Regions from separate parts of the Homo sapiens genome. Here regions 1, 3, 4 and 5 are each linked to region 2. Evidence: chromatin loops called from intact Hi-C (ENCODE). Cell type or tissue: PC-3. All regions are shown on one strand. Links, peaks and the distances in the headings refer to the core of each region. The heading gives the core; the rest is flanking DNA. Region 1 has its middle 47 kb from the start of UTP25. Region 2 overlaps SYT14 (synaptotagmin 14). Region 3 holds the start of SYT14 (synaptotagmin 14). Region 4 has its middle 52 kb from the start of SYT14. Region 5 overlaps UTP25 (UTP25 small subunit processome component).

Evidence for each region. Peaks named below come from ENCODE experiments on the same cell type or tissue, not always from the same donor. Only the 100,000 strongest peaks of a DNase experiment are listed, where the experiment ranks them.
Region 1: it touches region 2 in a loop (7-fold over the local background); 89 of 110 quality-filtered maps call a loop at or near these places.
Region 3: it touches region 2 in a loop (3-fold over the local background); 5 of 110 quality-filtered maps call a loop at or near these places.
Region 4: it touches region 2 in a loop (13-fold over the local background); 11 of 110 quality-filtered maps call a loop at or near these places.
Region 5: it touches region 2 in a loop (19-fold over the local background); 97 of 110 quality-filtered maps call a loop at or near these places.

What each region holds. Positions count from the first base shown.
Region 1 is chr1:209,871,943-209,878,128 of GRCh38, reverse strand. No RefSeq gene overlaps it. Among named protein-coding and RNA genes, the nearest start is that of UTP25, 47 kb to the right of the region's middle. RefSeq lists an enhancer at 2,073-2,574. In PC-3, for the core only: a CTCF peak has its summit at 2,396 (motif pointing left); DNase peaks (open chromatin) are centred at 2,408, 4,568 and 4,908; H3K27ac peaks cover 926 bases.
Region 2 is chr1:209,986,747-209,992,932 of GRCh38, reverse strand. The region is part of intron 2 of SYT14 (synaptotagmin 14); the gene reads right to left. Among named protein-coding and RNA genes, the nearest start is that of SYT14, 52 kb to the right of the region's middle. In PC-3, for the core only: a CTCF peak has its summit at 3,185 (motif pointing right); a DNase peak (open chromatin) is centred at 3,992; H3K27ac peaks cover 1,052 bases.
Region 3 is chr1:209,936,287-209,942,472 of GRCh38, reverse strand. It overlaps SYT14 (synaptotagmin 14), which reads right to left and starts at 4,256. Exons shown (of 9, transcript NM_001146262.4): 1 at 4,196-4,256. The coding sequence starts at 4,208. RefSeq lists a silencer at 4,515-4,809. In PC-3, for the core only: a CTCF peak has its summit at 3,895 (motif pointing right); a DNase peak (open chromatin) is centred at 4,662; H3K4me3 peaks cover 2,091 bases; H3K27me3 peaks cover 1,205 bases.
Region 4 is chr1:209,883,194-209,889,379 of GRCh38, reverse strand. No RefSeq gene overlaps it. Among named protein-coding and RNA genes, the nearest start is that of SYT14, 52 kb to the left of the region's middle. In PC-3, for the core only: CTCF peaks have their summits at 2,829 and 3,040 (motif pointing left); a DNase peak (open chromatin) is centred at 4,519; H3K27ac peaks cover 1,906 bases.
Region 5 is chr1:209,857,434-209,863,619 of GRCh38, reverse strand. UTP25 (UTP25 small subunit processome component) reads right to left here. Exons shown (of 12, transcript NM_014388.7): 12 at 6,055-6,186. Among named protein-coding and RNA genes, the nearest start is that of UTP25, 33 kb to the right of the region's middle. In PC-3, for the core only: a CTCF peak has its summit at 3,137 (motif pointing left); a DNase peak (open chromatin) is centred at 3,119.

The sequences.
Region 1 (6,186 bases), core at 428-5,427, 110 kb after region 2:
ACTGTGTCCGGCCTGATTTCGTTTTAAAACAAGAATCTCTATCTTAATGAACAGTGTTCTTATCCTCTTCCAAGGGCTTTCCCTGAGGCTGCCAACCTCCAAAAATTGTTTTATAGTTCCAAATTTCCTACTTCTCCTTCCCCAATCAGAATCTTTATTCTTACAAGGCAAGCTGTTTAACTAGGTATGAGAGGGAAAGCAATCTTATTAAATTAAATCATACTAATGTGTGAATGACTAAGTGAGACTCCTCAAGAAGTTTTTGACTTTTTATAAGAGAATATTTACTAACCCTAAATAGTATCTAGATTTTCAGCCTTCACTATAAATTGGGGGGAAAAGGCAATATAGGAAAGATTTCTACTAAGTTATAAGCATGAGTTCCTTAAGAACAGAGACCATCTCATTTTGGGAGTACTGAGTTACCTAGTACAATCAATTGAGTACCTAATCAATATTTATTGAATTGAAAAGAATGTGGAAACACAGAGTGGATAGGAGAAGGGAGAGGGTAGGAAAGCAAGGGTACTGAGGGGAAAGAAAAGACAGGAAGGAAAAAGAGAAGAAAGGAAGGAGGAAGGAAGGAGGCAGGAAGGAAATCCAAGAGAGGGAAAGAGAACTAAACACAACCCAAATTATGGTACAGTTCCTGGTTTCTTTTGCAGTGAGAGCCCTCAGAAAAACTGTAGCAAAAAAGAATTTATTTGCAGTAGAAAAAAAAATTTTTTTAACTGCTGCTGTTTCAGAGTGCCAACAACAGAATAGAGCCAAGAGATGCTGAGCCCTAAGGAAAGATATTGATCAAAGCCATAAATTTCTGTTTTTCTAGCACAATAGCAATGACTCATGACGGTTGACTGGCCACCGTCAGTGAGCCTCCCTGAGGGCCCCTTGTACCCAGCAGAATGGATCCACTGGGTCCATGATCATCTAACAGTCACAGGAACTCAGGGACTAACCCTGTTAGGGTTATGAAAATGGATCTCTGTAGATTCAATATAATTAGAGAGTGCATTCATCCATAGAAGTCCACAGTGGAATTTTCCACAGAAGCCAAACTAAAGTGGAAACTTGACAAAGAAGTGGAGGTCAGAAGGCAAGAGCCAGGACCACCAGTTTTCCTTGGGGTTTCAGGAAATAAGGGAAGAAATCTTTCTGAGCTGCTAAAGAAGAAAAGTGAAGCAGCAGACTGGCTACAGGGAACCAAGAAGACCAAATGTTCTTTAGAAGCTAGAGAGAAACGGGCTCAGGGGCTCTGAGCAACAGAATCCTCAAACAAGATCAGCCCAAGAACCAAAGGGATTGGGACCATTTTTGCCAAGATATCTATCAGGGAATATAATCTGTGCACTATGTGATTGGCCTGCTCTAGATGGAAATATCAGAGGTCCTGCTCAGTTCACAGCCAATAAGATCATATGCATTTAAGTGCTTGCTTCCATCTGTACCAACAGTGAAATCATGGTGCCTGGATTTAGAGCCAAACGCAGTCCGGACCCTCCCACTCAGGGTTTTATGACCTTGGTTAAGCTACTTAATCACTGTAATCCTCCATTTCCTCATCTGTAAAGTGGAGGAAAAAACTTTTGCTACCATTTAATAAGTATTTCCTATTGCCAGACACTATGCACTCTACAAATATTACCTTCTTTACTCTTTACCACCATCCCAAGAGGTAGGTATTATGACTGTCTTGACAGATGAGGAAAATGAGGCTTAGAGAGATTACCATGCATGTTCAAGGTGTCACAGCTGGTAAGTATTAGGATTGGAACTGACACTTGGTCTAACTTCAACGTCCACAGCCTCAGACTGTGCAGCACTGCCTATCCAGCTGCCCTAAAACCACAGAGTTGAATGCAGATGGCAATTTTCCATGCTTCGGTTCAAATACAGCTGAAGAAGCACCCTCTTCCTCTATCACAGTGGGATCTACAAAAGGGAAGTCCTCCCCTGTTTATTTTTCAGCGAACAAAAGACACAGCGCCTTTTTCTGGGTATTTGTTTTATCTTGTTGGCATCCTAAACCTACAGACTAGAAAACATCATTCTCAGCCCCTCAGGTCTCCAGTGAGCAAAACTATTATAAGGAACTGCCATTTGTCAGCTTTCCTCGGTACCCTCGACAGGGCAAGGGCATTGCCAAAATATGGTCCCTATTTCTGCAGGCTGTCAGCGGCTGCAACCTTGGAATTCAACCTCTCCAGCTTATTAACACAACAAATTACCCACCACGAGAACTGCGGAGTGCATTCGCTTGGAAAATGGTCTCTTTTTAATGAAGTGATTTAATTAGGAGCAATTTTCCCATCAGCTCACTTGTCAGAGCATGGCTGAGGCAGCCATTGAGATGAGCGTTTGGCCTGTGCCTTCCTGCTCCCTCCTTTCTGATGCCACCTTTTGGAGAAGGAGGAAAGTGAAACCACTTTAGGAAAACACAGTTCAAGCTGGGAAAGGAGACAGATCAGGCCTGAAGGCTGTTTTGTAAGGTCTTCAGAGAGTCCACCGTTTCAGGATGTGATTTGTCCATTTGTAGCGTGATTCTCCCAATGGGGATTTTTAAAGACTTGAGCATCTTGTGTGTCTCCCTTCCGCTCCTTGCCCTTAGCCTTGATCTCCTGCAGGCCTGGTGGTTAAGAAAACAAAATGAATTTCAAAGCATTACTTGCTGGAAATGTGTAACTCTGAAGGATGTTTGGGGAGGAGGACTAATGCATGGTTGAATCCAGTTGAGTCTGTGGTATCCACAGGCTGCAAAGTTTCTAAAATTGCATTAGAAATCTGATTTTTTTTTTTTTTTTTTTTTTTTTTTTTAATGAGACAGGGTCTTGCTTTGTCACCCAGGCTGGAGCGCTGTGGTGTGATCATGGCTCACTGCAGCCTTGACTTCTCAGGCTCAAGTGATCCTCTTGCCTCAGCCCCTCCCAAGTAGCTGGGACTACAGGTACACGCCACCATGCTCAACTAATTTTTGTATTTTGGGTAGAGACAGGGTATCACCATGTTGCCCAGGCTGGTCTTGAACTCCTAAGCTCAAGCAATCCGCCCGCTTCCCAAAGTGCTGGGATCATTGGTATGAGCCACTGTACCCAGACTGATTTTTTTTAAGCCAAATTTCCATCCTGGACCACTTGATTTTGACTTTTTGTTGCATTCCCATCATATTTTCAGCTCTCAGATATATAGTATTTGACATGTATGGATGCCTGTCTTTCTGTATCATACATGTGAGCCTTCCACCACACCTCCCAGATTTGGGAATAAGCAGGTAAGAGTCCCCTGATGCCAATGGAATTTTTTGTGTGTGAGTGCAATTTTTCTTAATTTTTCTAGAAAAAGGGGGATAAAGTTGAAGTTTAGGATCAGTGACTAAATGTTTTGCAAAAAGGTACATCAGTGTTGAGAAGATCAGAGAGCTCAATGAGTCTAGTGTGGAAAGAGTTCATGGAAACGGTGAGTTTTTGAATGCAGTCTGAAAATACTTGACAGATTTGTGGCTCCCTTTATGCATATTTAATCTTTTTTCCCTAAGAAAACCAAATAGTCACAAATTCTTTATACTCACTTACAAAAAGTGACAGTAGAAATGTAATCTTTCCAAGGGAAATATTTTTTCACTGTTGTATGAAAGCATCATTTGGTATATGGTTAGGATGGCATATAAGCAATTCTGTGATCCACAGCAGTGTTTACAGATGCTAGCTGAGACCTCGTAGTCAGTTTGTGGACCATGACCAGCACTATTAAAAAGGAAATAATCAAATAGAAAAGGACAGAATAAAAACCACCAGTTTTATCATTATAGGTGTAATCTTGTACACACACTGTGTACCAGCATAAAAGGTAGTTCTTACCAGTGGTTCATGGAGCTTGAAATGTGGCATCAGAAGATCTAGGTTCTAGTTTTGGTTCTTCCATTAACTAACTATGTGACCTTGGGCAAGTACTTAATTTCTCTTCTTTAAGCTTCTCTTTCATTATCTGTGCAATGAAGGCTGAGGTAACTATTTAAGCTTCTATTAGGTTATGAAATATAAGAAATATAAATATATTCCTGCAAAACTGTGCTACATCCCAAAGTCAACTAAATGTGAGTTGAGGGTGTTTTGAATTACCTGCATTGTTGCTTCTCCAGTGATATCTGGGTGGCTACTCAAGATTCAACAGAGATAAGCCCTTTGATCCATCTAGCCATATTGTCAAAGGACTTTATTGCAGTCTTTATGAAAAGGATATTTCAAGTCATAATGAATTTCAGAAATAAGTACGTCAAAGACAAAATCATGGCACAATAACTTGCTGTGGTCCATGCATCTCTACCACCAGCCCCTCATCTCCCTGAAAAAGGAAATATAACAAGAAATACAAAGCTTTGTGCAGCTGGGGATCGTGCCTTGTGAGAGTGAAAGCACGCCTCTCTCTGATGTTTCTCATTCAAATGGAATGTCATGTGCACCTTCCAGAACAAAAAGTTCTCTTCACATGTTCTGTATCATAACTACGCCTTACTTCTTTGTAGTTGAACAAAGGTCTGACTTTTATCACAGATGGCCACTCTTTAGGTCTCAAGTGTAATCTGACACAGCCTTGCTCTGTGGACCAGTCCTATTCTGAGTCAAGACTTCCCTGAAAACTCACACCCTCAATTTTCACAAGAATGCATTTCAGATGGCCCACCAATTTTCTGCATATCCTACATGTATTATATTGCAATGTCCTTGAACTTGGTCTGCTCTAGCATCTCAAATTTGGATGTAGTAGAACTTAAGTCTTGATAATGGATAATAGCATGATTATAGCAATTACTGTAATGCTTTATAATTATGCCTTTATGTGTATGTCTCTTTCATTACATTGTGAACACTTTGAGGTCTAGGATTAGTCATGTATATTGTCAAATTCCTCAGTGAGAGCATCACCTGACCTGTTATTCTAGCCTCTAAATAAATTCTGTTGAGGTTTGATTTATCACTGAAGGAGAGAAGAAAACATGTTATCCAAAGCAACAAAAAAATGGTTGGAGTTATTATATTGGGGGTCTTACATTTAAATGAATTGTATGTGTAGTATCAAAAAATCCACTTCTCACCTAAAGGAATTATTGTTATTTAAAAAGATGCTGAAGATCATCTACACCTAGGGTTGGCAAAATATGGCCTGTGGGTCAAACCCAGCCCACTGCCTGTTTTTGTAAATAAAGTTTTATTGGAACACGGCCACACATTGCCTATGGCTGCTTTTGTACTACAACTGCAGAATTGAGTAGTTGTGACAGAAACTGTATTACTAATAGAGACTACGCATTTACTATCTGGCCTTTTACTCAGAAAGTTTGCTGACCCCCAGTTTAGAGTACTACTCTCATTTGACATAAAAGGAAATTGAGGCCAGGGAGAGGAAATGACTTTCTCAGACTCATTAATGGTACAACTGAGACTATACTCTAGGTCTCACTTTCCAGTTTCTCTTTTTGAATATTCCTGTTTCTTCCCTGGAATGACAAATGTTCACGTTGAAGATGTGATTCAGAGGGGGCTAGGAAAGTGTCCCCATGTTTCTGTGCTTAGCTAAGGAAATATCTGTGAACTTCCTTTCAGAGCTGGTGGGTGATGTTCTATTGTCCCATCTATGTCCATTTTAAAGGGTGACAGTGTCTCAACTTGAACCTCAACTTTATTTACTTTGGATCCAGACACCCCTGAGCATATTTGGAGAATCATGGCCAAATGGGCCATGGGGCCCCCTAAGGGGCCTTTCTCATGAGTCCCCCAGGAGAGTTCACCTGAAGGAGCAAAGGGTAGAGCTGCACAAATCTGGGTCCATGAGAGAGGAGCAGAGAAACCCAGATGGTGCTAAGGGCACCTGCCTGACTCCTAGGCAGAAAGGGCTGCCATAAGGAGAGAATTAAGTGAGTCATTCCACAGACCCTAGCAGGGGCATGGAGGGCATCAGACAGCACAGGGCACTTGTGGCCCTGGTGCCAGTGGCTTTGGCATGAATGGTGGTGTCTGTGCTCTGGTGGTGTCCAGGTAGCTGCACAGGAGTATGTGATCTCTGGAATGAAACTCAGCACAGGAATTCAGGGCAGAACTAGAGAGAAATGATGGTTACTGGTGTTACGTACCAGAGGATTGTGCTATGTGCCCATGTGGAGTGCTCCTTGGGGTGCCCTAGAACCAGCAGGGA
Region 2 (6,186 bases), core at 684-5,683:
GAACTAGTCCTAGGGTTCAGTTAACCTACACAGTGTTCCCAGCTTCCCCACCTTCATGCTCAGCTTCAGTGTCGCCTTTCCATTCACTCTCAGCTTTTTCTCTTTGAAGATCTGCCCAAATTAAGGTGGTTTACTCAATAATATGGTCTCTCTCAGTGTGAATGGTACTTCCTCCCTGTGTCTAGTAGGCCATCTTGTCCCCCCTTCAGTTTTCTTAAGCAAGCATGGTTTACATTTGCCTTTTATTTATTTGTTTTTTATAAATTCAGGGGGTTTAAGTGCCATTTTGTTACAAAGATATATTGCATAGTGGTGTTTTTAGCGTAGCCATCACCAGAATAAGTATACACTGTACCCATTAAGTAATTTCCCATCCCTCATCCTTCTCTCACACTTCCATCCTACTGAGTTGCCAATGTCTATTACTACATTTTCTATGTCCATGTGTACACATTATTTATCTCCCACTTACCCATGAGAACATGCAGCATCTGACTTTCTGTTTTTTAGTTATTTCACTTAAAATAATGGCCTCCAGTTCCCTCCATGTTGCTGCAAAAGACAAGATTTCATTCTTTTTTATAGTTGAGTAGTATTCCATGGTTATATAAACCACATTTTTTAGCCAGGTGTGGTGGTGTGCATCTGTAGTCCTAGCTACTTGGGAGGCTGAGGCAGGAGGATTACTTGAACCCAGGAGTTCAAGGATGAGTGAGCTATGATCGTGCCGCTGCACTCCAGCCTGGGTGACAGAGCAAGACCCTGTCTCAAGCAAAAACAACAACAACAAAAAAAAATTTTCTTTATCCAGTCATCTATTGGTAGACACTTAGGTTGATTCCATATCTTTGCCATTGTGAATAGTGCTGCAATAAACATACAGGTGCAGGTATCTTTTTGATATAATGATTTATTTTCCCTTGAGCCTATACTAAGTAATGAGATTGCTAGGTCAAATGGTAGTTCTGTTTAAATTATTTGAGAAATCTGCAAACTGCTTTCTACAGTGGCTTAACAAATTTACATTCCCACCAACAGCGTATGTTTCCATTTCTCTGCATCCCCGTCAATATCTGTTATTTGACTTTTTTTTTTTTTTTCTCGAGACGGAGTCTCGCTTTATCGCCCAGGCTGGAGTGCAGTGGTGTGATCTTGGCTCTCTGCAGCCTCTGCCTCCTAGGTTCAAGCGATTCTCATGCCTTAGCCTCCCGAGTAGCTGGGACCACAGGCACACACCACCACGCCCAGCTAATTTCTGTATTTTCAGTAGAGATGGGGTTTCACTATATTGGCCAGGTTAGATGTTATTTGACTTTTTAATAACAGCTATTCTGATTGGTGTAAGACGGTATCTCCTTGTGGTTTTAATTTGCATTTCTCTGATGATTAGTGATGTTGAGCATTTTTTCATATGCTTCTTGGCCATATGTATGTCTTCCTTTGCAAAATGTCTGTGCATTTCCGTTGCTCACTTTTTAATGGGGTTATTTGAGGGATTTTGGTTGAGTTGTTTGCATTCCTTGTAGATTCTGGACATTGGACCTTTATCAGATGCAAAGTTGGCTAGTATTTTCCCCCATTCTGCAGGTTGTCTGTTCACTGTGTTGATTATTTCTTTTACTGTGCAGAAGCTTTTCAGTTTATATAGCCCCATTTGTCTACTTTTGTTTTTGTTGCATTTGCTTTTGAAGGTCTCAGTCATGAATTCTTGGTCTAGGCCAATGTCTGGAGGAGTTTTTCCTAGATTTTCTTCTACACTTTTTGCAGCTTCAGGACTTACATTTAAGGCTTTAATCCATCTTGAGTTATTTTTTGTATGTGGTGAGAGTTAGGAGTCCAGTTTCATTCTGCATATGGCAATCCAATTTTCCTAGCGCCACTTACTGAATAGGGTGTCCTTTCCCCAGTGTATAATTTTGTTGACTTTATCAAAGATCAGTTTGCTGTAAGTGTGGGGCTTTATTTCTGGGTTCTCTATTCTATTCTACTAATCTGCGACTATTTTTATACCATGCTATTTTGGTTACTAACACCTTGCAGTATAATTTGAAGTCAGGTAAAGTGATACCTCCAACTTTGTAATAATACCAATCTGACAAAGCTTTTTCTAACGAGGAAATGACAAGAATGTGAAAGAAACAATGATTACTCTGTATTTACTAATTTTTTAAATTTTTTATGGGTATATATATAAGTGTATATATTTATGGAGTACATTAGTTATTTTGATACAGGCATACAATGTGTAATAATCACATCAGGGTAAATGGCATACTGCTAAATTTTTGATAAATAACAAGTATTATCATATGATAAGAAAAAGCAACACACTTTATTTCATTAAAACAAGAAATATACATACATATATATACGTATATATATACATATATATACGTATATATATATATGTGAAATATTCCTTCATCCTTAAAAATGGAATTTAGGACAACTGCCAAAATGACATCTGAGGAACACTAGATCAACAGATATTAAGATGTGAGATTTTTAAAAAGGAAGGTGGGGGCGTTCCATGATGAAACGTATTCAGGAAATATTGGGCTAAATAAAGTTGAGAAGTTTTTCAGTGCAGGACTTCTAGAGCCATTGATATGCTAATTTTCTAAACTTAGCCATCTCCATCACAGACTGAGTGGCTCTAGAGAAGCCCTAACAATCTGGAACAGCATTTAAAAATCACCAATCTAATACAATATTCTAACATTTTTTATATATTTTGTAAAATGTACAAAAACAGATGAAAGGTGGAGGGAAAATGAATTCTGTTTACAATAAAGCTGAGGTTCTATAAGGCATAATTTATAACTACATATTGGGTCCAGTTTGAAGGAACCAGAAGTAAAAGATAGCAAACAGGAGGTCTGTAATTTTTACTTGTTTATTAAAATTGATTTATATGCTAATTTTATATTGAATATACTTTAAATTGTGCTAACTGCAAGTACATGGCTTTAAACGTGATGAAAAGTCAGACCAATATATAGCTGAATTTTAAAAAGTATAAATTGAAATGAAAATATAAATATATCTTAGAGTTTAAATAAAAACGACGCCTTGGACATCTAAAGCAACAATAATTTCACAGTAAAATTTCATATATACACACTAGGCAAAGCACTGAAGTATTTACTAAATATATTTTCATATTAGCCATTAGATGGCACCATATATCTACTAGTTAACATAACTATACTATAATTCCCCTGACATGCTCAAAAAGTAATATAAAATATATTTAACTTCTACGTAAATATAATACACATTATCTTTTATCACTGTTAACTTTAAGCTTTAAAGGAAGAAAGATGATATAAGCAACTACATTTATATCACCATTTCTGGAATGTTAAAACTTAATAAGTAATCTCATTCAGAAATCAAATGAAATGTTCTAAGACAATGATTCAAAGGCTGAAGAGCAGACAGCTAGAGAATGCCTTTCCTTAAGGTAAATGTAAGATAAAACTAATTCTCTACCTTAATAAATTTTGTTTTTACTTTTTATTCATAAACCTACATTGTCCAATTTCCAATTCTTCTAAATAATCAAATTTCTGTCTCCTCTTAAATTTCACCATATCTTGTTCTCTAATCCAGGACTCTCAGTTCCTGTGTAATTTCCCAGTCTCTCCTGAAATCGCTGCTGCAGATTTTTATATAGTCTATTTAAATACCAAAAATGACCCCATTCTAATAATCACATTTTCTACTTCCAGTTAAGATAAAATAACATGGACAGATTTCTCCCACCACCTGAAAACACTAAAACAAGACAGAGCGTATGAAACAATGGCACTCAAGACACTGAAGATGGGCAATAAAGGAGTGATCATTCAGAGGAAGAAAAAAAATGAGATCATCTGTATGACTATGATTTTCCAAGCTTACTACCTGGAGAAAGGGGACAGTGCGGTCACTGTACAGTCAGGTGAGTGTTGAGGAGATAAACCTGGGAGTATGAAGAAGCCAAGTGTGCTCAAGTTCATGTGGCTGAGTCCCGGAATAAAAAGCTGTGTAGACAGAGAACTCCAGACACCTGCACTGAGTCACTCCTAAGATACAGTTCAGTACTTCTTAGCACATACATGTAAGGAAACAATCAGAGGCTGGGAAAAAAACTGCCTAAGAGGATTAGAGGGAAGACATGCCAAATCTTACACAGAGCATGAAATGGGGACTATTCTGAAGATCCAGAATTTTAAAATCTCAAACCTTATGAGCCACTGATTAGACTGACATATGAAGGATTTTGCTTCAGAAAATTAATCTTACACTAAATGCAGGTTTTGCCCCTCCTAACAAAGGTGAAAAGCAAGACTGAAAGGAAAGTCTCAGGTAATTTAACCTATCTCAGAATAAAGCTCAAGAACTAATCACGATTAGATCTAACACTCAACAAGGGAAACTTCACAATGTTTGGCATCCAATAAAGAAATTATCAGGTATGCAAAGAAGCAAAATGAAAAAAACCTAGCAGAAAAATTAATCAATCGAAACTGACTCAGAAAATTGATAAAATTAGGAGACAGGGACACTAACAATTATGATGATATATTCCATGGGTTTGAAGAACCAGAGGAATGATCGAATGTGGTAAGAGGAGATACGGAACTTTTCTTAAAAGCCTAAATCAAACTTCCAAAGGTAAAAACTAAAATGTCTTAGATAAAAATACACTGAAAGAGACTGACAGCACATCAGATATTACAAAAGAAAATGTTAATGAACCTGAAGACATATCAACAGAAAGCATAAACACAACAGAAAGACTAAAAAAATGCAAATAATCAGTAAATTGTGGAACAACTTCAAGTAGATAAATACATGTGTAATTGAAGTCCCCACAAAAGAGATGAGAAAAGAAGAAATCAAGAAAACATTTGAAGAAGTGATGGTCAAAATTGTTCCAAATTTAATGAAAACTATCACCAAAAGCAGCTCAGTAAATTCAATGTACAAGAAAAAAACGAAGAAAACTACACAAAGGAACATTATATTCAAATGGATTAAAGTTGTAAAGATAAAAACAGAAGTAGTCAGAAAAATTACACATTATCTACAAAAGAAAAGAGGTAAGGCTGACAAGAGATTCATCAGAAATAATAAAAGATAGAACAAGTGGCACACTATCTTTAAAGTATTGAAAGAATAAAAGCCGCTAATCTAGAAGTCCTTGCCAGTTAAATGATCTTTGAAAAGCAAAAGGTGAAATTTTGTAAAACAACACAACACAACTTTGAGTCACACAAAAGGATATAGTTTGGATATTTGTCTCCACCCAAATCTCATATTGAAATGTAATTACCAGTGTTGGAGGTGAGACCTAGTGGGAGGTGTTTGGATCATGGGGGAAGATCCTTTACAGCTTGGTGCTGTCCTTACAGTAGTGAGTACTCACAAGATCTGATTGTTTAAGTGTGTAGCACCTCACCCACATTCTCTCTTGCTCCTGTTTTCACCATGTGAAGTGCTTGCTCCCACTTCATGTCCCACTATTAGTAAAAGCTTCCTGAGGCCTCTACAGAAGCTGAACAGATGCCAGCGCCATGCTTGCACAGCCTACAAAACTTTAAGCCAATTAAACCTCTTTATAAATTATCCAGTCTCAGGTATTTCTTTATAGCAACACAAGAATTGCCTAATATAGAAAACTGGTACCAAGGAGTGGGGCTCTGCTATAAAGATATCTGAAAATGTGAAAGCAACTTTGGAAGTGGGTAACAGGCAGAGGTTAGAATAGTCTGGAGGGCTCAGAAGAAGACAGGAAGATGAGGGAAAGTTTGGAACTGCTTAGAGATGAGTTAAATGGTTGTGACCAAAATGATGATGTTGATATGGACAATCAAGTCCAGGCTGCTGAGTTCTCAGATGGAAATGACAAACACACTGGGAACTGGAGCAAAGGTAACTCATATTATGCCTTAACAAAGAGCTTGGTTGCATTGTGTTCATGTCCTAGGGATCTGTGTAAGTTTGAAAATGAAAGATAATTGGGTCGGGTATGGTGGCTCATGCCTGTAATCCCAGCACTTTGGGAGGCTGAGGTGGGCGGATCACAAGGTCAGGAGTTCAAGACCAGCCTGACCAATATGGTGAAACTCTGTCTCTACAAAAAATACAAAAATTAGCCGGGCATGGTGGCGCATGCCTGTAATTCCAGCTACTCAG
Region 3 (6,186 bases), core at 831-5,830, 51 kb after region 2:
GGGAGGTGAACTATAATGCAAGGTTGTTGTCCAGGTTTTTAACTCAGATTCCTGGTTACTTAAAAATGCCTCTCAGATGGTAAATCTGCACAACAGAGCGGGGGGGGGGGGGTAAATTTGCATGGAGGCTGGATTTGGTGGCTGTGATGACAACTTTGGGACATTCTGAATATCCTAAGCTTAACATTTTGGATTGCCGAGGACATCCATGTGAAAGTATCTAGCTACTATTTGGAAATATAAGTCAGGAAAATTCTGTGTTAGAAATACGCTTCTGGACAATGGCATAATTTATGATGACGATGTTCAGAATTCCACGAAACAATGCATAGAAACTTGGCTTGAGATCATACAAAATACAATTGGCCCCCCATATCCACAGGTTCAGCATCTATGGATTTAACTAACCGTGCATGGAAAACGTAGTTAGGCCTACAGTGGTTGTATGTGTACTGAATATGTACAGACTTTTTTTCTTGTCATTATTCCCTAAAGAACTATTTACATAGCATTTACATTATAGTAGGTATTACAAGTAGACTGGAGATGATTTAAAGTATATGGGAGGATGTGCATAAGTTATATGCAAATATTATGCCATATGATATAAAGAACTTGATCATTCTTAAATTTTAGTGTCTCCAGGGGACCTGGAACCAATCTCCCCCACGGTTACCAAGGGACAACTGTATTCAGGTACTATACAAAACCTAAGGGGTACAAAAATGAATAAGACATTAACCTCTAGAAATTTACAGTCGGACAGGAGAAACAAATTTGTAAATAAGTGATTACTAAATTGTTCAATGCGTGCAATTACGGCAATGTGTATAAAGCAGACAATGGCAACAGGGTCAAGAATGGAAGCCACTAGAACATTAGGTCAGGTAAATTAAGACAAAACTGAGAAATATGTAATCAAGAGAGGAGGAAATTTCAAATACAACAAAAAAGTGTCAACGCTATCAGATTAACAGAGGCCAACACTAGAAGAATTAATATGCTGGATAGCAATTACATCACTTCATAGGCTAGGCTACAACAATGATTCCCAACCTGGTATTGCCAGATCACTGGGCCAACAGTAAGGATGTGTAACTATTGTCAATATTTCAAAATGCCTTTCAAAAATTGTAACTTTGCCTAATATAGCCTAACTTCTTTACTGCTGACTGGAATTATGTTAGCTCCATGTGGTAACTCTATCATCTTATATTTGTCTCTTTTTTTGATTAATAGTTACACATCTGACTGATAAAAGGAGGAAATGAATGATTACTTAGTAGAAATAATTTTGTGTTATAAAATAGGTTTACACAGAGAAGAAAATGAAAACAATCCTTAGTACTTAAAAGTCTAGACTCAAGGGCTAAAACACTGGGCCATAGCTAATAAGAGTATGCTTAACAGATATAAACGATCTGTTCAGTTCAAAACATTGGTTAGCTAAGCAAGGGAGTAGTCAAGCTAAAAGAGACTGTGGTTTTAGTTGATTACAGCCTCGCTCTGTGCCAACATGAAGCTCCAAAAAAACCTATTCTAATGTTAAGCTATATTAATAGGATTACACATAAGTGAAGGAGTGGTATAACAGTTTTGATGTATGCTATTCAACAGTATAACTGGAATGAAATGGCCCACTACTATATTCCAAATTTTAAAACATACAACTACAGATCATCCAGAGGAGGGAAGTGGATATTTTATCTAGAAAACACTCTAGAGCTGTCTTCAAATGGCAGAAGGGATATCATATATAGAGAGAATAGTGGGCTTTTAATTTATTGCTACAGAAAGCAAAACTAGGATGGGTAGACAGACGTTACTGAATGGCAGATATTCGGCCAAATACAAAGACCTTATGAATATAAGAATTACTGCCAAAAAACAGTGTTAGACCCATCATCATTGAATGTTTTTATACAAAGGAAAGATGATCCATCTCTTAGCATTCACACTACACTGTAATTGCATGTTTAAAATTATCTGTCTCTCCGAATAGAACATGAACTCTTTGAGAGAAGGGTTATAGTCTTACTTATCTTTTTGGCCCCATGGAATCTAGCAATGAACATTGTATACAGCTATTGTACAAAAAAAAAAAAGGTCTACTGAATTAATAGGTGAATGAAGAAACTGAATGTTTTAAGAAACACTTTACTGAAAAGATGAGACGCCCTTTTGGGCCCCTAAATTTTTAAGATGTCCTTAGTACAGAGTCTCATGCAGAACTCATTCTACTTCATAACACAGCCTAGGAAGGGTGTGCATAATGAATCTATTTTACTATGTGATAAGGAGCACAGTTAGGCTAATTCGAACTGCCATCTTTATCTGAAGTGCTAATATTAATTACAGTTTCTTTGCCAAACTAGAAAAGATATAATTCCTGATCTTTGTATTATGAAAACTTAAGCAAATGCTTCAGTATGAAAATATTTATGAGAGTATCTCAAACACAGAAGAATCTCTAGAATGTGAGGATTTAAAAAATCTTATTCTTCAAACATGTTAAGCAGTAGGCAGAGTAAAATGCCATCAGGTGACATGGAAAATGAATCAGTAACACTTAACTGCCAGTAGAAAGAAAGGAAGAACTAAGAAAAAACGGAAAAAACTGAAAAGATTTTAAGAAATTACAAGTTATAGCATCATATCCGAATGGCATCTGCCTGAAGGATTTTCCTCATGCTCTGCCTAAACCTTTCTACTTTCACGTGGTGTGGTAGTGTGGTAGTGTGGTAGAGTTTCACGGCTTCACAAGAAACTCTACCACAAACTAGTTGGGAAAATAAAGTACACAACATAAATCAGTGGGTTTGGTTTCTTGATTTTTAACCTTTGGTAAAAGGACAGTGAGGGAAACAAATGTTGAAAGTACTGCTGCAGATAACAGGAACATCATAGATTATAGGTAGATCTTATTCCCCACCATTTTAACTCAAGCAGACATTTGAAACTGTCTGAATGTGTCTTGCATACAATAGGTACTCCCTCTCTTAAATAAATAAGCTACATGTAAACACACAGCTAACTCTACTTTGGAGTCCACATGATCCGACAAAAAGAAGTCCCCAGAGATGCATACTACCAGTGATTGATCACTTAGAAGGGAAACGCTTTAAAAAGTTTTACTTAGGAACACACTTTCAATGTAGAGAAATAATGATATAGCTATAGGTACCTTGCACAGCTGCACAGATGAATATACACACACAGGGAAAATTTACAAATTACTTTCACTGTTTGAGTTAATCTAAGAGACAGGGCCTGGAAGATGTAATCTTTCACATAAATATCCTAGACGTGTGAAATTAATTCTCACAATCTCTTCCTTAAAAACAAGGCAAAATATAGACACTTGGTCCCAGTTACATGTTTCTGGAACAAGAGAAAAATACACTTTAGTGTCAACTACCTTATCTAGGAACTTAATTTTTATTAAGCTGTTTTTCGAAATATGAGCATTGTGGCACTATAACACTTCATAGACTGGTATTTGCAGGATTCTAAGAATGTGTGCTTGTTGTAAAGACGTTATTTACTTCTTTTCATGGAGAAAAACAGTTTTGAGTGTTGGCGGGGAACAAAACCACTTGAGGAGGAAATTAACCTAACCCCAAATTTCCTGGACCCCCTACAACAGCAAACAGAAGGGGAACGGGCAGAGAGTGTAACCCAGCATCAGCCCGAGCGGGCACAGGGAAGGGTTAGGAATGGGACAAAAAACTGGACTCTCAGTTTGGCAGGAAGGTGGGTATTGCGGAAGGATGGTTTGCCGCGGCCGGGGAAAGAAAAGAAAGGGCAGCCTGAGCCCCCCGTGGCCCCTCGCTCCTCCCAGCCCGTCCCGTGGGGTCTGCAGGGCCTCACCCCGACCTCCACTCCGCGCGGCCGGCAGGAGGCGGCGGCCCGGACGCTGTACCTGCCCGCCAGCCCGCTTTGCCCCGCGTGCGGCCGCCGGGAGGCCGGCAAAACCACGAAGGCCGGGGCGAGCGAGCCAGTCGGGCCCGGCGTCCCAGCGGCGCCGCTCCGCCCACCCGCCTCCCGAGACGCGGCCAGGACCCCCGCGCGTCTTCAGCCGGCTCCAGACCACAGGAGGCGGCCCCGTCAGCGCCTCGGCCTGCCGGCGCACCTCCGAGCCCCCCGCCAGCTGGGTGGTCCCGGTCCTCGCTCCCCGCTGTCAGCCTCCACTTACCTTCAATCGCCATGATGCGCTCGCCATGGACCGCACCAACTGGATGGCGGGGGCAGCAGACGCGAGGGCTGGCGGAGGACGCGCTGAGTCCGCCAGCGAGAGGGGCGGGGCCCGGCCCGGAGTCGCCCGGCTGTGCGGCCGCGAGGGGCGCCGCGGGCGGGGCGAGGGAGGGGCCCCGAGCGCCGCGAGTGCGGGCCGCGGAAGAAATGGAACCTTCCCGGGGCCGCCGCTGGCACGTGACGCCACCCCGCCCCCACCCCAACCTACCCCACCCCACCCCACCGCCCCACCGCGCCTCGCGCCTCGATTCGAAACAGGTGCCCGGCCCGGAGAGCCACGGGCCCGCGCCCGAGACCCGCCCGAAGCGCGCCGAGCTCGTGTGGGGGCCCAAGCCCAAGCTTCCTGGCGCCGGGCGCCCTCCCGTCCGGTACTTGGAGCAAACGGTGTCCATGAAGGAGGCGAGTGGCAAATGATGTGGTCAGGACCATGGACAGGTCTCCTTGGTTGAAAAGGATTCCCACCCACTGACTCTCAGATTTGGTAATAGTAAGTCTGTTTTGGTTTCGTTTGGTTTTATTTTGTTTTGTTTTGCCCGAATCAGCCACATACTCGTCTCAGATCTCCGCTGTGGAGAAACAGCTAGTTGGCAAAAAGCAAAAAGGAGAGAGGAATCCTGAGCACAGCAGTGGTCTCTCTCTCTCTCTCTCTCTCTCTCTCTCACACACACACACACACACACACTCACTTCACCCCTTAGCCTCGCTCTTGATAAGCCTTGCTGCCACACAGAGCTTGGCTTACCTCTTGGAACTCTGAGTTGGAATTTGTCTACACATTGCAAACGCACATTTGAAGCCACACAAAAGTCAGGGTCAGACGGACGTTTTGACAAAGGACCTGGAAAGCATGTCACACGCAGGTTTTTAAAAATTTGTAAACCTGTGACCATTGTGAACAGTCCCAGGCCAACCCTGAGCACAACAACAATTGGCCACTTAGTTTTTACTTAAGATACTTGAACCGCTCAACCATTTACCCAACTCTCAACTTCATTTAGTAATTTGAGAACCTGGACAATCAACGGCATAAACAACATTGAGAAATAGGGAGTTTAGTGATTCTCTCTTGTGGAGGAAATGCTAATTCCTAGAGCAAAATAGCTATATTAGGGACTGAAACAAAGAAGAAAATATTTTACACTTATGTAAGTAAGGTTGGACTGTAAATCTAGAGCAGAAACTGTCTTCCATTGCTTTTATATAACCTCTCCCTCAGTCGCATTTTATGCTCAATAGACATTCATCCTTTACCATTTTCTTTAGTTCAGTGAGTATCTGTGAAGCCGGCACTGTGCTGAAAACTGGCTACAAGCAAGAATTGTTATTGAAGGATCAAAGAAAATACTGTTTTACTCAGGAAACATTAAAATGCCTATACTTTAGGAAAGCTCCATGAGAGAGTTTATGATGGACATCTAGAGGATTCGGGTAAAATGTTTAATGACATTTTCCCCAGGCAGCCTCCCTTAAAACAGTCTTGAACTCCAAGACATTGATCTGAACTTGACACCACAGTTGTAAGTTGTGGTTTCTGGCTAGTTCTGAGTAACCCAATTGTTCAAACTTTTAAAGAATTTCATATTGAAAGCCCGAAAAATGTATTCATCCTTTCCTCACCAATTACATAGTTACTAAGTAAATAACCAGATTATGTGAGTTTCCATAACCTAGATTAACATCGCTACTATTTGTCCAGGAGACTTATTTGTCCAGGAGACTCATGTGGATGAACTGGGGAAGAAGGAAGATAGTTCCTAGAAGGAGGTTGTTGGACAGAAAGAACTTAACTTATGCCTAGTGTTCCATTATTGGAACGCTAAGCACGCGGGAGTTGTTTACATCCTGCTGCTCAAGGTCATCGCCAAGGTCTGATTGCAAAAATTCTAAAAATTGCAACCTCAGGGATAAATGAGTTAAGTAGTAACTACAAAG
Region 4 (6,186 bases), core at 705-5,704, 100 kb after region 2:
CTTTCTGAGCTGGCTGAGGCCTGAGCCGGCTCCCTCAGCTTGCAGGGAGGTGTGGAAGGAGAGGCACGGGCGGGAACCGGGACTGCGCGCGGCGCTTGCGGGCCAGCGCGAGTTCTGGGTGGGCGTGGGCTTCGCGGGCCCCGCACTCGGAACGGCCGGCCGGCCCGGGAGACAGTGAGGGGCTTAGCACCCGGGCCAGCAGTTGCGGAGGGTGCGTCGGGTCCCCCAGCAGTGCCGGCCCACCGACGCTGGCTCGATTATTTCGCCGGGCCTTAGCTGCCTCCCCGCGGGGCAGGGCTCGGGACCTGCAGCCCGCCATGCCTGAGCCTCCCCCAACCCGCCGTGGACTCCTGTACAGCCTCCCCGACGAGCGCCGCCCCCTGCTCCGCGGCGCCCTTTCGTCCCATCCACCGCCCAAGGGCTGAGGGGTGCGGAAACAAGGCGCGGGACTGGCAGGCAGCTCCACCTGCAGCCCGGGTGCGGGATCCACTGGGTGAAGCCAGCTGGGCTCCTGAGTTTAGCGAGGACTTGGAGAAACCTTTATGTTTAGCTAAGGGATTGTAAATCAATCGGCACTCTGTATCTAGCTCAAAGTTTGTAAATGCACCAATCAGCACTCTGTGTCTAGCTAATCTAGTGGGGACTTGGAGAACTTTTGTGTCTATCTCAGGGATTGTAAACGCACCAATCCCCACCCTGTCAAAACGGACCAATCAGCTCTCGGTAAAACAGACCAATCGGCTCTCTGTAAAATGGACCAGTCAGCAGGATGTGGGTGGTGCCAGATAAGAGAATAAAAGCAGGCTGCCCGAGCCAGCAGCGGCGATCTGTTCTGGTCTTTTTCCAGCTGTAGAAGCTTTGTTCTTTTGCTCTTTGCAATAAATCTTGTTGCTGCTCACTTTTTGGGTCCACACTGCCTTTATAAGCTGTAACACTCACCACGAAGGTCTGCAGCTTCACTCCTGAAGCCAGCGACACCAGGAACCCACCAGAAGGAAGAAACTCGGAGCACATCCGACCATCAGAACAAACTCCAGACATGCTGCTTTTAAGAAGTGTAATACTCACCAGGAGGGTCCGCAGCTTCCTTCTTGAAGTCAGTGAGACTAAGAACCTACCAATTCGGGACACAGTAAGACATAAACACATAGATATTTATGGTACAAGGTGGAAAGACATAAATGCTACATAGTAGAAGCAGAAAAAGTGCTATGAGAATCCAGAGATCAGAGAGACTGAATATAGTCCTTCCATGTCCCTGGGTTCCGCATATGTGAATTCAATCAACCAAAGATCAAAATTATTTGAGAATAAAATAAATAAAACAAATTTAAAATATACAGTATAACAGCTATTTACATAGCATTTAAATTGTATTAGGTATTATAAGTAATCTAGAGATAAGCTATATGGGAGGATGTGCATAGGTTATGTGCAAATACTACATTATTTTATATAAAGGATTTGGGCATCCATGGATTTTGGTATCTGTAGGGTCCTGGAACCAATCCCCTGATGATAACAAAGGACAACTGTACATGTCCAGGAAGAGGAGGTTAGGCTTCATGAAGGAAGTTAACAAGTGAAATAGGCCTTGAGGGATGGGGATAGACTGTGGGGATTTAGGAAGGGAATCCCAGGAAGATGAGGAAAACATAGGGTGTGCATAAGAAACTGACTTTTTAGTTTCAAAAGAGATGGGAAGTACAGGCCGGGCGTGGTGGCTCATGCCTGTAATGTCAGCACTTTGGGAGGCTGAGTCGGGCAGATCATCTGAGGTCAGGAGTTCAAGACCAGCCTGGCCAACATGGTGAAACCGCATCTCTACCAAGAATACAAAATTAGCTGGGCATGGTGGTGCGTGCCTGTAATCCCAGCTACTTGGGGGGCTGAGGCAGGAGAATCACTTGAACCCGGGAAGCAGAAGTTGCAGTGAGCCGAGATTGCACCATTGCACTCCAGCCTGGGCAACAAGAGCGAAACTCCGTCTTAAAAAAGAGAGAGAGAGATGGGTAGCACAATGGAGAATTAAGGTTAGGAAGATAGGTTGGAGACAGACAGTGGGAAGTAGGGAGAGAGGATGGCGTTTAATGATAGGTGAAGAAGTTTAGATTTTATGCTGGGGAGCCAGTGAACAGTTTTTTAAAAAATTAGAGTGACTTGATCCCAGTGCTGTTTTAGAACCTGAATCTGGATTGGCGTGGGGAGAGCTTGGAGCCAGGAAGTCCAACTACTAGGAGGCTCCCACAGGACATTAGATGTGCGGTGTTGAGGGCTGGCCATGAATTGGGGCAGTGGGAAGAGGAATGGAATGGTGGCATCAAATGGACAGAAGCACTGGGTGCTAGTGAGGGACAGGACCTCTGTCCGGGAGGCAGTGCTGTGAAGGAGGAAGAGTGCCAGAACCTAGCCCTTAACTTACTGGCATGAGACAAGGAGGAGGGAAAAGGATGGGCAAGAGCACACTGTGATAGGTCAGCTCCATGCCAGCTCACACAGTCCATTAAGGCACGTGGTATTATCTTCATTTTACAATCAAGGAAACTAGACTGAGAAGAATCTGCCCAAGGTCACACCTTAGACCGCCATGGACATCAGCTTCCTTCCTTATCTACAACCTGCTGAGTTCAGTTTTGAACATGTTGAATGGGAGGTGCTGGGAGGATTTGCAGGTGTAGATGCGCTCATGGGCGATCACACAAACTCACACACCTGTTTGTTCATTCCTTTGTTTTTTGCGTGTCTGCTCCACTTCATCTCTTTGCACTCTGCATTCTCTCCCTTCCTTCTCCCTCCCCTATTCCCTTCTCTTTTTTCTTCTGATCTATTTTATCTTTTTCCTCTTTTTCTTTTTCCCAACTGAGTTAAAACATGCAGAAGCCTTTTTACACTGAAAAGCTATGAAAATATAAGAGACTGTTATCAATATTCTCTTTTCTCTGTATCAGTGGTTCTCAACTGGGGGCAATTTTGCCTCTCAGGGGACATTTGGCAATGACTGAAGACATTTTTGGTTGTCACAGCTGGAAGGGGATAATACTGGCATCTAGTGGGTAAAGACCAGGAATGCTGCTATCATACAATGCACACAGTAACCACCCCCTCCTCAAGAAAAATAATTATCCAGCCCCAAACGTTGCTCTGTACCTGAGGTCTGGCAGTGACCACTGCAGCACTGCTGAGTTTTACCAGGGGCTCTAGTTTAAGGCAGGGAGGATAGGCTTGTTTAATCAGAAGTCAAACCACTATAGATGGAGGCATTTAAGGAATCTGAAATTTTTGCAATGGGTGGTTTTTCATATGCAAATACAATAACACTTATAAACCACTTACTATGTGCCAGGCATTTTTAAAAAATACTTTACATATACAACACAGTTAATCCTCCCAACCATCCTTTCAGATAGAAACTAACAACTGCGCATAGGAAGTAGGTGGCCAAGCAAGAAAACTAACCCAGAAAGTCTAGCCCTCAAGCCACAGTCTTAAGACACTTCATCCTATTGCCCAATATAGCAACGGTGACACTCCCAAAATGTCACCAGTATGGCCTATGCCTTTCCTGGTTTTTCCACAGAAGCCTGGATAATAAAACTCCATTCATACTTTCTCATTAAGGCTTGCTTTTCTTATGCTACTCTTAATTTTTCAGTGACTAGTTGGGGTACTCTTCTGTGACCATGAAATAGATATTTTTCTCTTTGCAAAACTAATTGACTGGCCTCAGTAGCAAGATAACTGTTTTGTGCCTCAGTTTCCTCATCTGTAGAATGAAAATATTAATGACGTCATGAACTTTTAGGAGGGTTTAAATGAGTTAATACAGTGCTCTTCAACAGAGTTCGTAGACTTGCGCCAGTTGGTGAAGGTTTGTTACTAGTCTACGGGGAGATACGTATAGCAACTAAGAGTAAGGATTTAGAAACTTTTATAGCATTTTGACAATTTGATGTCTCTTACAGCTAATAGTTAAAAAAGGAAAAAATTGAGCTTGAATTTTGCATGTTTTAATTTTTTTTTCACTTTTGTAGTAATTTATTTTTATTGAATTCCACAAAAGCATTTGTCCATGACACATTGGAAATTTAAAAAACAAATACTGGCTCATTATCACAGCACAAGAAGCATTAAGTTAACATACGTAAAACACTTGAAGCAGCTCCTGGCACTTAGTCAGTGCTTAATAAATGTTAGCTAATAACAATAATAGCACTATATTCTAACAAAATGAGCTATCTGTCCCAAAGATGTACGTTCCTGAGATTTATCTTCTATGTCATTCTAAGTTCATCTTCAATTCTATTAAATCTCTTTCCTACAGTGTGAGCCATTAAAAGAAGTGCTACTCTACTCCTTACCCATTAATCATACATTATCAGACACTAAATATTTTAACAGCCAGTGTCTGCCATTGGTCTCAAGGGGAATATAACCAGCATAACACATAGTGATTGTGGTTGTTCTTCTGCCACAGAAGGTGACGTAGTCTTACACAGTGCCCCAGCTGCTAAGGAATCAGTCTCCCTGACTCACCCTCACGTGGGGAGCCTGCTTACTCACCCTAGCCTCACTGCCCTTCTAAGGCTCCTCCCAGGAGGAGGTCCAGAGTCCCTTTCTAAAGAAACTACACTATTTAACAGTCTAGGAATTCTTGGATCACCCAGGTTAGTCCTCAGTTTCCTTTAATCAGGCATTGGAGGCTCATATTGCAAATAAAGCAAATTCCTGGGTAACAGAAATATTAGTATCAAAATGGCTATATTTCTCCTGATATTATTGGCTGCCTATAAGTGTTCACGTAGTGGATCAATGAAAGGGGTGGGAGAAGCAAAAAGAAAAACCCAATTCATGCAAGACAGTCTAGTGCATCTGAGCGGGCTTCTCACCGACTTCCTTGGACTGCATATTTTCCTCCCTCCCTCTGACTCACTCCATGCAACCAATTTTTCTTTCCTCCTTTGAACTAACAACATTAGACTCATATCAGTTTCTCTTCTGAAACCCCAGTGGGTCTACAAGATCATGGGCAGGCACGTCCTGACTCTAGCTAGCTTCATTGTTCCTCCAGATTAATGTTGCCACTATACCCTTTGACTTAAGAATCTCTTGAGAATGTCACAATGTCCTTTAGGATAACCAAAAGCACAAAGGATTGGAATCACAACACAAAGGTCTAATACAGCTTTTTTGAATACTCACTTGTCTCATCAGGCCACTTACTAAACTAAAACTTTCTCTGGAACAGTATTATTTGGGTCCTTTCTCCAATATGTTTTCATCTTGACTGGGAGTTAGAGCTCCTTGGAGAGGGAGAACACAGGGCTCACACATTTTCTCTTTATTGGTGCTCCAAGGGAGGTCCTCTTACCTGCTTAACCATTCACATGATGATAAAATCTCTTTGCCCCAGAGGAACAAGACTGGATTTCTTTTGTTAAAATCTCATTAAAGACTGCTTCAGCCTGTAATAATTTGTTAATAGATGGCAGTGCTATTTGGCTGCGATTGGGTTTTCTTTCATTTCTTCTCAAGCAGGTCTCATAATTGTTGTCTTATCTCCAAGGCATTTTGGTTGTCACTGAAGTGTAACAGATGCTGTAGCCACTGCAAACCACTGGGTGAGCATCCCACATTATCTGTGAGGAAAGAGATGCCTCATTAGTTTCCTTCCTTTCATTTTTTTCCTTTTTAAGCTGCTCTCTAGTCAGCTAAAAAAGCTGGCTCTTTTTCTCAAACCAGGCCAGATTCCCAGATATTTTCCTGCTCAGTGATTTGAGTTAAACCTATCTGCCAAGGACCTCTCTCTCTCTCTCTCTCTGGTTGCATTTTACACAAAACCACTAAAGCAAGCAGTTTAGATTTTTTTTTTTTAAAGTATTTTCTGAGTGTCCATCCACATGGCAACAACTAAAGCATTTTCAGAGGCATGTGACAGGGTCTGTCTGAGGATGGAGAGGTCTGAAACCTCATGAGTCACTCTGGGAATCACATGAAATCATGGAGATAGAAGTGTTTTATAAACTGTAGCCTACAGAGATGGAGGATCACAAAGTGGTTTGGAGTACCCTGGGTTCTGGCTGAATTGTGGAAGACTCCAGTCCAGTGTCCTGAAGCTTCAATAGAGGCAGGAAGTACTTTTACTCAACCCCGTATCCACTAGGCTGTGAATTCCCTTTATAAAATATA
Region 5 (6,186 bases), core at 578-5,577, 130 kb after region 2:
GAGAAGCCTCAAAACTCTTTTCCTTTGGCTGCTTCTGTCTCCCCCTCCTCCACCCTAGCTTCAATGTCCTCTAATTACATGACACGCCAACAAAGTTCTCTTGGCCTGGAAAATGCTGTTCACCCTTCTCCCAAAGCTCCCCAAGGCAAAGAACACAAGACCTGGTTAACTTTTTGGTAGCAATTTGCAGAAACATTTAGAGCAATAAAAATGGAGCCAAAATTAGTATCTTCACAAGTCACCCTGCTTTGTTTTGATGGAGTGTAGGGAAGCCACTACACTCTCCAAGCCAGATTGCTATCGTGGAACAGCTGGAATTCTGTCACAGATGGGGCAAGAAGAACTCAGCTGGCATTTCCTCTGAGTTCAGGTTCCTGTGGGGAACAAACACAGCTCTACAGATGATGGCTGCTGGCTTCGATTCCTTTCCGTGCCCAAGACTCTCAAGCAGCTTTTTTCGACCCGGGAGTTAAGTCAGTACAGCCAGATTTAGCTTTCTCCGCAGGTTTCATAACAGATAGAACAAAACCGGGATATCTCCCTGCCCACCCACAGGGGATGGGAAGAACTCTGTGACAGGTGTTCCACAGCCATTCGCCTCCTGTTGACACCTCCTCACCCTGTGGCTGGAGGTGGAAAGGGAAACAAAAAACGTGAATTCCAGGGTGCAGGGCAGCCACTTTCTGAGAAATGATTAGGACCCCAGAGAGGAGGAGTGCTCAGACTCTGAGCATCTCATTAAAAAGGATCAGTCTGCTACTGTGGTGCTGGAGCTGGGGTGATGCGGGTGGCTGACGGCTCACTGCGGGCAGTGAGGGGCGGGTGACCATACTCAGACTCTGCATGTCCTTCATATGCAAAATGCCTTCATTTAAGTGGCTCCCAGAAATCCAGCCTTTTGCAGGAAGGCTTCTAAAGCCTTTTAGGAAAAAAACAAACAAAAGAACTAGTATCCCTCCTGCTAGATTTAGATTTTCCCGCCTATCAGTCTTCATCCCTGCCTCTATGACAGACAGGCACACACACCACACACAGTCATGAGCACATGGGTGTGTGCACACACAAACACATACACATCCCAGGGGAATGGTTCATTTTGTTTGGAAGTTTGTTCCTTTGTCCCCATCTGGAGGTACCAGGATGCCTGTCCCCTTTCTCCTCACTCTCGGATTTGCCACTCGCAAACCAAGGTATCAGGTAGTTCTTTGGGGTTACAGTGTCAGTTTTCCTCTTCAGTATATTCGTGGAGCTTTGCTTGAGGGTGGGACAAAGGTGTGCAGAATGAAACAATGAGTAAGATATGAGTGAATGTCCTCAGCCTCGCAGGTGGATTTAGACAACCAGTGGGAAAGTCTAGAGGAGGGCACGATTAAAGTTCATAGCGAGCTGTGATGATTTCACAGAGATTATCATTTGAAGGGGGCCTTGAGAGAGGAGAAGTTCAGCAGGGGAGGAGTAGTGATTGGGCATTCTGGACAAAGGAAACAGGATGGTCAAAGATCTCTATTACCTGACCCTGTTTTATTCTCTTCCAACATTTAGCACCATCTGAAATTGTACTTTTATCTAGCCTCTAATTCTTTCTTTTCTGTCTACACTATGCACTCTAACTCTATGAGTGCAGGAAATATGTGTGCCTCATTCATTGCTGTGTCCTAAGTGCCTAAAATAATTTCTAGCACATCGTGGGTGCTCAGTACATATTCACAGAATGGATAAATCAATGCTCAGACCAAGGAAAAGGGAGAGAAGGAGACTCTTTTTCTTTTCTAATGTATGTGGTTTCATTTCATCCTTACAATACCACTCAAGAAAGACATAATCATCTCTACCTTACAAATAAGGAAACTGAGGTAAGCAAAGGTAACTTACTGGGAGTAAAAGGTAAAGCTGAGATTAAAAGCCTAGTTTATCAGTTTGTAAAGTGTAGATTATGCCATGAAGACTAATGAAGGTCTGAACTAAGCAAAGCTGTGGGAAGGAAGTTAGAGAGGTGAGCTCACGTTTGAGGCAGTGGGTTGATAAAACTGACAAGACTCGGACACAGATGGAAAGGGAGAAATTCCCTTGCAGACTCATCTCCATCTGAGTGGCTGGTCCTGACCTCCCTCTCCACTGGATTCAATCACATGGGGATTCAGAAAAAAACATGTGGCATTGGCCACTAGCCAGTTGTTTAACTTTGGGAGACCTGCCCAATTTCTCTAAGCATGTTTTTCCCCTGCTATATGGTGATAAGCAATCAGCTGGCTTTTAAGGGTTGTTGTGAGATGACTGATGTACATCAAGCACCCACAACAGTGCCTGGCCCACAGTAGGTGTTCCATAAATATTAATTCACCTATCTTTCCCCATGATTTCCTGATGTCTTTTGGCATGGGAAGTACTGTTCCCAAGAGGAGGACCAAAGGGCAAGTGTGAGGACATCCACCCTGGCCTAGGTACGGGAGTGGATAGTCTCAAGAAGGAAGGAAGTGACAACCTAGGCCTGGGGGCAGTGGATGGAAAAGAAGTTAGGGAAGTACCCAGTAGAGAAAATCTCCCCGTCTCTGAGAAAAACTCTAACCCCTCTGGAAAAAGGTTAGACAAGAAACCACAATTCTAAAGGGATTATGGTCAATCTCTTCTCTGCAGAAAGGTGTAGCCAGAGTGTGGTGATGGGGAGCCAGGGGGCTGTTGGGCTTGGGCCTCATATATGTAAATTTGGTTGTGAATTGGGTTATGAATAACCAAATGAAGCTACTCACAGTTATTATCATTTAGAGTTTGTTAAGTTAGTTTTTAAGAAATTAGTTGTGAGTTTAAATATGCCATAGAACCTATTGGAGATTTTCCATTTCTTAAAAGGTAATGTTCACTATTCCATAAAATTATTTCCTGAAATAAATACACGATTATGAAATCATTTTAATGTGTTAACTTATAAACAAATTCTATCACAGTTGTTTGTAACTCTTTGAATTTCTTAATTTCCTATGTATTTAAATTGTTAAATAAAATAAAATAAAAAAAAGAGGCCTAGGTCTCTGTCTTCTCCAGCTCTGAGAGCTGCCAGGCACAAGCCCCACAGCCCAAGGCCGGCACCCGAGGGGAGGTGCAGATCTCCTTACTGTACTTGTTTACAGCGCCACCTGGTGTTCCTAACGCATAAGCGCCCTCACCCCTAAGAGTTGGAATTTGCTAAGTAAAAAAGATCCCTACAGCTGTTTTTCTGAACCATTCTCTCTCAAAATCTCTTTTCTTTCCTTTGAAGAGTATGAGGCATATAAGTAAGAATAATACAAAATAACAGTTAATTTTCTAAAATTTTACTAATCTTTGTAACGTGGAAAAGAAGGTCTGGTCTTGTTCTAAGTGCCCTGCATGGATTAAGTAACTTAGTTATTGTAACTCTGAAGACAGGTATTATGATGACCATCCCCATTTTACAGATAGCAACTGAGGTACAGAGAGTTTAAGGAATTTGCCAAAAGTTACGCAGCTAGAAAATATTAAAGCAAAGATTTGAACCTAGGCAGCTTGGCTTCAGTACTCACGCATTCTTATGCTGCTTCTCTGTGCATGCGTGTGTTTCAAGAAAAAAAAATTAATTTTTATTTGTACTGACACTAAGAATTTAATCTCTCTGGGCAAACCTCAATGGACCAAGGATAAACGGGGCAGCAAAGGAGTGAAAAATATGCCTTAAATGATCCTGACATATGAGACGTTATGCTTTTCAGGTTGCTTGAATTCTCCTTCAGAATGTCACTTGGTGGTGGCCGCGCGCGGTGGCTCACGCCTGTAAGTAATCGCAGCACTTTGGGAGGCCGAGGCGGGAGGATCACGAGGTCAGGAGATTGAGACCATCCTGGCTAACACGGTGAAACCCCGTCTCTACTAAAAATACAAAAAAAAAAAAATTAGCCGGGCGTGGTGGCGGGCGCCTGTAGTCCCAGCTACTCGGGAGGCCAAGGCAGGAGAATGGCCTGAACCTGGGAGGCAGAGCTTGCAGTGAGCCGAGATCGCACCACTGCACTCCAACCTGGGCGACAGAGACTTGGCATCCAGAAGGATGGCACACAAACAACTCAATTAATGTTTATAACAACCCTCCCCAAGAAAATATTATCATCTCCCTTAGTCCTTTTTTTTTTTTTTTTTTTTTTTGAGACACAGTCTTCCTCTGTTGCTCAGGCTGGAGTGCAGTGGCATGGTCTTCTTGGCTCACTGCAACCTCTGCCTCCCGGGTTCAAAAGATTCTTGTGCTTCAACCAACCAAGAAGCTGGAATTACAGGCGCCCACCACCACACCCAGCTAATTTCAGTATTTTTAGTAGAGATGGGGTTTTGCCATGTTGGCCAGGCTGGTCTTGAACTCCTGACCTCAAGGAATCCACCCACCTCAGCCTCCAAAGTCCTGGGTGAGAGGTGAGAGCGTGCTGGCAGCCCTCGCAGCCCTTACTCACTCTGGGCGCCTCCTCGGCCTTGGCGCCCACTCTGGCCGCGCTTGAGGAGCCCTTCAGCCCACCGCTGCACTGTGGGAGCTCCTTTCTGGGCTGGCTGAGGCCGGAGCTGGCTCGCTCAGCTTGCCGGGAGGTGTGGAGGGAGCGGCGCGGGCGGGAACCGGGGCTGCGTGCCGCACTTGCGGGCCAGCGCGAGTTCCGGGTGGGCGTGGGCTCAGCTGGCCCCGCACTTGCAGCGGCCGGCTGGCGCCGCCGCCCCGGGCAGTGAGGGGCTTAGCACCCAGGCCAGGAGCTGCGGAGGGTGCCCTGGGTCCCCCAGCAGTGCCGGCCCGCTGGCGCTGCGCTCAAATTCTTGGGCCTCAGCTGCCTCCTCGCGGGGCAGGACTCGGAACTTACAGCTGGCCATGCCTGAGCCGCCTCCCCCACCCCCGCCGTGGGCTCCTGCGCTGCCCAAGCCTCCCCGAGGAGCTCCGGCCCCTGCTCCAGGGCGCCTGGTCCCATCTACTGCCCAAGGGCTGAGGAGTGCAGGCACACGCTGCAGGACTGGCAGGCAGCTCCACCTGCGGCCCCGCTGCGGTATCCACTAGGTGAAGCCAGCTGGGCTCCTGAGTCTAGTGGGGAACTTGGAGAACCTTTATGTCTAGCTAAGGGATTGTAAATACACCAATCAGCACTCTGTATCTAGCTCAAGGTTTGTGAACACACCAATCAGCACCCTGTGTCTACCTCAGGGTTTGTGGATGCACTAATGGGCACTCTGTATCTAGCTAATCTGATGGGGACTTGGAGACTCTTTATGTCTAGCTAAGGGATTGTGAATACACCAATCAGCACTCCGTATCTAGCTAATCTAGTGGGGACTTGGAGAACTTCTGTGTCTAGCTTAGGGATTGTAAACGCACCAATCAACACCCTGTCAAAACGGACCAATCAGCTCTTTGTAAAACAGACCAATCGGCTCTCTGTAAAATGGACCAATCAGCAGGATGTGGGTGGGGCCAGATAAGAGAATAAAAGCAGGCTGCTGGAGCCAGCAGTGGCATCTCCTCGTACTCTGTCCTGGTGTGGAATCTTTGTTCTTCACTTCTTTGGGTGCATGCTGCTTTTGTGAGCTGTAACACCGCGAAGGTCTGCAGCTTCACTCTTGAAGCCAGTGAGACCAGGAACCCACCAGAAGGAAGAAAGTCCAAACGCATCCGAACTTCAGAAGGAACAGACTCTAGACACGCAGCCTTTAAGACCTGTGACACTCACGGCGAGGGTCCGCGGCTTTATTCTTGAAGTTAGTGAGACCAAGAACCTACCAATTCCGGACACACTGGATTTACAGGTGTGAGCCATCCCTTAGTCCTTTTAAGAGTTCAACAATTAGGATTGCTTCATTAAAAAGGGTAATAATAACTACTATTTATTGAGTGCTTTTATTGTTTTGTTTTTAGAGAAGTAATTATCTAGTAAAAACAGTGTAGGTTTTCAGGATTGTGCTGCCTGTGTGGAAATCGGGAAAAATAAGGATGCTTACCTTAAACGGGTGTGAGGGATTAACTGATGTAATACATGCAAAGAGCTTGGAAGAGTTGCTGGCGCTTAATCAGTACTCCAAAAAATGTTACCTTCAAAACCACCTTTTAATGCAAAAGCATATATATACATACACACACATTGTTGGTTATTATTCATGCAGAAAACAATCTGGGAGGAAACATAAGACATTAATAATGATCACCAAATAGATGTAGTT